Regions from separate parts of the Homo sapiens genome. Here region 2 is linked to region 1. The links are chromatin contacts, found by Hi-C or POLR2A ChIA-PET in ENCODE. All regions are on one chromosome and are shown on one strand. Each heading gives the region's core, a stretch centred on a gene start or an enhancer-like site at or near the end of the contact. The rest is flanking DNA. Distances are from core to core; before and after follow the strand shown.

Region 1 (3,418 bases), core at 813-3,312:
GACCCTTCATGAGACACACTCTCGTTAAGGATAAGGAAAAGGATGCATTGAAGAAAGACTTTATTCTAAAAATATGTGAACTGTGTATGTGTTTACAGAGAGACAGAGTCAAGCATCTGCTAGCGTCCTTGGACAAGAATGCATGTGTGGACACAGAGACACCAGACGCCAATACCTGGAGGAAAACTCACAGCCTCTGACCAGAAGTGAACTAGCAACAATGGTACAGTTAAAGGATCCGCCTTGCCACTCGGCTCCTTATACCAAAAGCCAAACCTCTTTTGCTAAAGCAGAGACTGTTACATCTCAGCCTCAAGCTGGCAAATCCTGCTTTGGATCCCGGCAGAGGAAATTCAGCCGTTCATTAGCCTTAACAAGCTGCTGTCACTAAGCGAAGAAATTACACGAGCAGCCACACACCGAGCCTCTCACAGCCCTCCCCCCAAGGGCAAGCGGGTTTCTCCAGGACGGACTGTACAAGTTCACACTTCCTATGTGCAAATCCGGACTGTCTTCTTGGACTTTCCATGGTGCACACTGTACAATTTTTAAATACCCGTGTCCCCCCGCCCCCACCCACCATCTTTCCTGCAGAATGTCCCCTCAGCAGCTCCTAATCGCTGCTGAAAAAAACCACTGTTTCCGCAGCAGAGCCAGCACTTTCCACTGACCAGCACTTTCTTTATTCCACTTCACAAAGCCCAGTGAACTTGTCACCAGCCCCACTTCATCCTCCCTGGGACGGCTAGCCAACTTGGCATCGGTGCCCTTCAGCATCCTGGGAGTTTCTTAACTAGTCCTCTAAGACAAAGTCAAAGGCATGGAAGCACACATCAGCCTTTGTCCGAGGTTGTGCTGCCTAACTAGAGAAGGACCCTAAACAAAAAAGAGAAACAAGGACACGCATAGAGGGTGTTCTCTTTCTGGAGGGATCACACTGGGAAAACCTACAATTCATTGTCAGCCTCAGCTACATCTTCCCGTCCTCCTTGAGTATCTTTTGTCAGTGGGCTCTTCTCTCTTTTGCCTACCTTCTAATCTCAAAATCAAGCTCCTATTCTTTATTGACACTCGCTAATTACTGAAAAACACTCCGCTTTGCTCCTGCCCACCCTCCCCCGCCCCCCATCCGATGGTCATAAGCACCAGTTGAAACAGATGAACCTGATTTCAGGTATCAAGTGGGTAGAGCTCATGCATGCGAGAACGTGGTCCCTGTCAGCAATCGCTCCTAACACCCCAAACCACCTTCCCACCCGGCTCCTCCGAACCCCAGAAGTTCGGCAGGTCTCTGATAGGGGACAGCAAACCCGACAACGTGTGCGCAGGGATGTGTGTTGGCGACTGAAACGCAGGCAGCTCGCACCGGCTGCTCAGCTCGGCACTCTACGAGGTTAGGGGTGGGTGGAGAGGTAAGCGCAGATGACTGTTTCAGAAAACATTTTCAACAACAGACAGCCAAAAAGGAAGAAAAAAAAGTCAAACAAACAAACAAAAATTTCAACCCAGAGCCCACACCAACGCAGCCCCTGCGTCTCCGCCGCCACCACACGATTTACACAAGTAATTTAAATCATTCACCTGCTGCCAGGTCTCCTCCAGGGATGGTAAAGCTGAGAAGTAGCCGGTGTCGTGGACAAGTTGTAGCTCCTGGAATATACTATAACTAGCCAACACGTCCATGCTGCTGCTGCCGGGCAAAACGGGAGGCGAAACCCTCCCCCGAACACAGTTGGGGCTGTTTGTTTGTCAGTCTGTCTGGCTCACCCCCCAAGAAGGCAGACATCCAGTGGCCCTTTTGTTTTGTTTTGTTTCAGTCAACTAAAAAGGAAAAAAAAAAATCAATGCAGGAGAGGGAGAGAGGAGGTGAGAGAGGAGCGAGTGAGTGGGGTGGATGGAGAGAGGCATCCAGCGTGTACAGTGCAGACGACTGCCAGGAAAAGGGGACTTCTCCACGGGAGTAACAATTCCCTTCCAGGGCTCTAATCACTCCAGCTCGTGGATCAGGAAGGGGGATGCAAACTCACTGACACGAAGCTGCCATCTATTTCTGCAGCGCTGTTCGCTCCTAATGCAATCTTTGCTCTTTATTTTGGGAGGTTGCATTTTTTTCTCTCGCGATCGCTTCTCTTCCCCCCCCTTCCCTTCCCTCCCCACCCCCCACCCCATCCTTGCTAGTTTGTAGTCTTCCCCCTCCCTTTTCTCCTCCTCCTGCTCTTCCCCCTCCCCAAACTCCCTCCCTCCGTTCGGTTCTCCGCGCAGCCGTGGGATCTCGAGGAGGGCGTCCATTAGGCCGCGTGTGACCATGTAAGGTAAACAGGGGGCTCATGAAGTCACTGAGGACCAATGGGGAGCCCGGAGCAGAGCCTGGGGCGGGGCTTGGCCCTGGCGGCGGGCGCGGATTGGCACGCTGCGGATCTCCCTGCTGCCTTACAAGGCGGTGCGAGGCGAGCTATTTTTAGAGGGCTATATAAGGGGGCTGAGGCGGCCGCCCGGCGGCCGGGCAGCGCGAGCGCAAGGGACAGGGAGGGTCGTGGCGACACTCGCGCCAGCTCCCGGGACGGCTGGGCTCGGGCTGGTCGCCGACCTCCGACCCTCCACTAGATGCCTGGCAGAGCCCGGCGCGTCCGGAGCCCGCGCCCCTCAGAGGGAAGGGGTCGCGCGTCGCCGCGGCGGCCCTGAGGCTGACGGTCGGGAGGTGAAAGGCCGGAGTGCGGGGTCAGGACGCCTCCTGGAGGGGGCGCGGCGCAGGGGGCCGCGGGGAAGCCGCCGAGGGCGCGGAGCGGGAAGGAAGGACAGTGGCCACCCCGCCTCCGCCTGGGCACGGGGCAGGGACCCGCGCGAGGCGGTGCCGGGGAGGTCCTCACGTACTCAAAAACAAGCAGAAAAGGCATCCAGGGCCCCTTCCCGAACTCCCCACGGGCTGCCAGGGTGCAGAGAAGAAGCGCCTGAGGAGGAAGTGCCACACAATGGGAGAGAACAAAGGGGAGCGGAGCGAGACCGCGGCCTGCGCCCGCCCCCCGCTTGCGCACAGTCCCCGCCCCGCCCCGCGGGCGCCGCCGCCGCCGCCCTCCCTCCCGCGCCTCCTTCTGACCCCGAGCGAGAGACCTGGTCGGGAGTCCGGCGGCTAGAGTTGATTGCAAGGGGCCTGTTGCTCGACTGTGCGTTAAAGAGGCTAGAGGGAGCCTAGGTAGACGTGGGGCGCAAGCTGGAGCCGGCAGCTTGCGAGGGGGCCTTTACGTGATGAGGCTCACCATGGGGTCTCCAGCGAGGTGTCTGCAGAGCTTCGATGGTGAGAGGAGGAACTCGATTTCTCGTTTTCTGGAGTTGGGATGTAGACATAGAGAGATCTGTTACATCTGAGATGAAAACCCTGCACAATTCACGTTAGGGTTGGCCAATTGTTTGCTTGACCTTA
Region 2 (2,961 bases), core at 442-2,941, 1.1 Mb after region 1:
ATGCGTTATATAGACTTGGGGACTTCTAAGTTTTCTTTTAATTCTAAATCTGTGAACTGAAAAATCTAGATCTAGAATTAAAAAGAAATTATAATCCTTTAGCCTACTCAGTGAGAATATTACAGAGGAGGTTCCAGCATTAGGAAGAAGATAATTATTAAATTGACCTCTTAGGTCATTTGCAGTCTTATAATTTGAAGACTTTAAAAGTCTCTTAATAAATATTACTGGCTTTCACAGTTCTCTCTTAGTTTTTAACATACTAACGAGTTATTCTTTTTACATTTTTTCTTGTGAAGTTGAAGCGTAATAGTTTGCTGAGTGTTATAGTCAAGATGAACACTGATTATCAGAAAATAAAGATTTCCAGGGAGACTGGTAGTTACGTGAAAAAATAATAGAATTCTTTTGCCTCTGGTTTTCATTCCCTTTGTATAAATACAAATGGGAATGGTTTTTATCTTTACATTGAAATTAAAGGTAGTACTTATTAAATATTTTCTTATGGATTGTCCTATATTGTTTCAGGCTGAGGAAAATTGGATTTATAAAATTGGTTGAAATATCTGTACTTTAAAAAATACTACTTATGCTTTCTGTCTGAAGTGAGAAAACCCTATTTTCAGAAGCTCGTAAAACTGGCTTAATTTTTCATTATTGGTCTTGGAGAATTGTACAGTTAAAATATATTTTATTATGTATTACAAGCAGGATTCTGAACTATTCTTGGAAAGTTAGCAAGTAAAACCTAGAGAAGAAGGTGAAAATCACGGCTTCCGTAAATCTCTAGATGTAGTTTTCCGTGTATAGGAAAACATGGGATAGAGGAGCAAGTTAAACACACCATGAGAAAACAATGGATTGTACTCCGAATGTGGGACATTGCACAGAACATTTGACCTGGGTTCTTTTAAATTCATGTTATGAAAAGAAAAAAAGACAGGAGATCTGTTCTAGATTAAAAGAGAATGAAGAGATACAGGAACCAAATGCCATGTGTGAACTTGATTGCATCGAGGCTTAAGAAGAAAAACTGTGGATTAAAAACATTTTGGAGACAGTTGGATAAACTTGAGTATGGGCTAATTCTGTGCTATTAAGACATTGTTAATTTTCTCAAATATGTAAATAATTTTGTGGCTATAGAGAAGAATACCTTTATTTTTATGAGAGTTGTGCTGATGTCCTAGTGGTAAAGTGTCATGATGTGTGTAACTTTGAATGATCGGGGGGAAGAAACATACACATATATGGCAAATCCTTAACAATTGTTGAACTCAGGTGGATGGTATACAGCATTTTCTGTAGGTTTGAATTTTTTTCATAACTAAATGGGGAAAATCCACCATTTCTGGAGTCTCATATAGATACAATTAAGCTTTAGTGTGAGAAGGCTGGTAAAGAACAATACATTAATTGAACTAATAGGATTTGGTGTTACTCATTCCTGTGAGGGAAGAGTAGAAATAAAGTGTAACATCTATCTTGCCCACATACTCGATTTTATTGTATTTGGCATAGTGCACTTGAACTTTCTAAATAAAATATTTTCTTTGTTTCCTGGTTGGAAGGATGAGCATATTGGCTTATAAACATAGTAACTTTTAAAGCCCAGTTGTTTATAAATGTACTTGGAGAAAATTTTGTGGAGATCCTTTACCGTAAAGGAGTTTACATGCATCATGTTTTAATTTGCATAGTGGAAAGAACCTCATTTGAGCTATGCTTGGTCACAGACCTAGAGAAAGTTCACGGGGAAGTAAAGAGTAAGTTTCACTTGTAAGAAAAGTATTTAATATATTAAAAGCATTCAGAGTGTGTTCAGTTAATGTCTAGCAAAAATTTGGCAGTGTTTGATATAATTTTTGAAAAACAAAAACACTTATTTGGAACTAATACAAATACTGATGAGTTTTATCTTTATTCCTGCCAATGTCACTTCTGTATTAATTTGTTTTATAGCTTATATTCTGAAATTTGAAAAAAGTTTATATTGTTTTATCAGGTGGGTTCTGTATGAACTGCTTTGTGCATAGGCAAAGTGATTATTTGTTAAATCATCAAGTTACATGTGAAAAGAACTGTAATCTTTTAGGATGGTCGTACAAGTATCTGAAGATTTAATTTTCATAAACCGGTTGGTTTTGGTAAGAGAAAAACATTTCTCTATCTGACATTTGAATTAAGGAGAATTGTTTTCACGGCTCTATTGTGTTATTAATGCAAGTCTGCTTAAGTTTAGTATGAAGTGCATAGAACAAGTATAAAGAGGCATTTTTACCCAAAGCTTTCTTGAATTTGCCGGGCAGTGATGGGTTTAGTATGAGTAATATTTTGTGTGTGGGCGTATTCTCTATATAATTATGCTGACATGTTATAGTCATATGTCTCTACTTTTGTTCCTCCTCTCTGTTGTCTCCCTGGTATGCAGAGTATTTGATTTCTGACACTGGAGGACAACAGCTCTCAATAAGTGACGCTTTCATCAAAGGTAATTTTATAAAAAGCTGTATGTGGAATGGTGTCTCTTTTTTTCATGAGGATATACTTAGGGCTTAGCACATTGATTAGCACAGAGAAGGTGCTGAAAATATATTTGATTATGGTGGTATCATGGGAACACAGTTTTTAATATATATAATGATTTAGAGAATGTTGAGAACCAAGAATGTAAACTTGGACTTGGTTTGCGAGAAGGAGGTCTCTGATGTGAAAAGTAATTGTTTAAAAACTTTTAAGTAGAATTTGAACTTAATTCTTTTAAAGACATAGTTTACACTTAACTGTATTGTGAATATAATATTAAGTATTGATATAAATATCATCAAGGATTGTCAAATTTGTCAAAAAGCCCACAGGCAGATCTCCAGTTAAGGATGCTGCTTGCCCTGTGGAGTGAGGAAGAGAAGCAGGCAGTAGAGGTTAAAGAACTAACTCTGATGATAAATTTCTTTTGGACAC

The links. Hi-C counts contacts between places; a loop is a spot of excess contacts on that map. ChIA-PET counts read pairs that join two places held with the same protein, here RNA polymerase II (POLR2A). Pooled maps may share reads with other maps.
Region 2: a loop to region 1 is called in a pooled map, with 5 times the contacts of the local background. The contact joins the enhancer-like site here to the promoter of KLF7 in region 1. A Hi-C loop is called at or near these places in 2 of 37 single-sample maps with no recorded cell type and 4 of 50 pooled maps. POLR2A ChIA-PET finds 5 or more read pairs at or near these places in 1 of 52 experiments (GM10248).

The regions. Positions count from the first base shown.
Region 1 is chr2:207,163,886-207,167,303 of GRCh38, forward strand. It overlaps KLF7 (KLF transcription factor 7), which reads right to left and starts at 2,063. Exons shown (of 4, transcript NM_003709.4): 1 at 1,582-2,063. The coding sequence starts at 1,683. It overlaps MIR7845 (microRNA 7845), which reads left to right and starts at 2,515; the gene lies at 2,515-2,613. RefSeq lists enhancers at 365-1,073, 1,675-1,774, 1,782-2,490, 2,491-3,198, 3,199-3,418 and 1 more and a silencer at 2,265-2,904.
Region 2 is chr2:208,309,805-208,312,765 of GRCh38, forward strand. PIKFYVE (phosphoinositide kinase, FYVE-type zinc finger containing) reads left to right here. Exons shown (of 42, transcript NM_015040.4): 13 at 2,432-2,491. Among named protein-coding and RNA genes, the nearest start is that of PIKFYVE, 45 kb to the left of the region's middle. Within about 2 kb of position 1,692, at least 2 of the 41 ENCODE cell types and tissues checked have a DNase peak (open chromatin) inside an H3K27ac peak, as active enhancers do.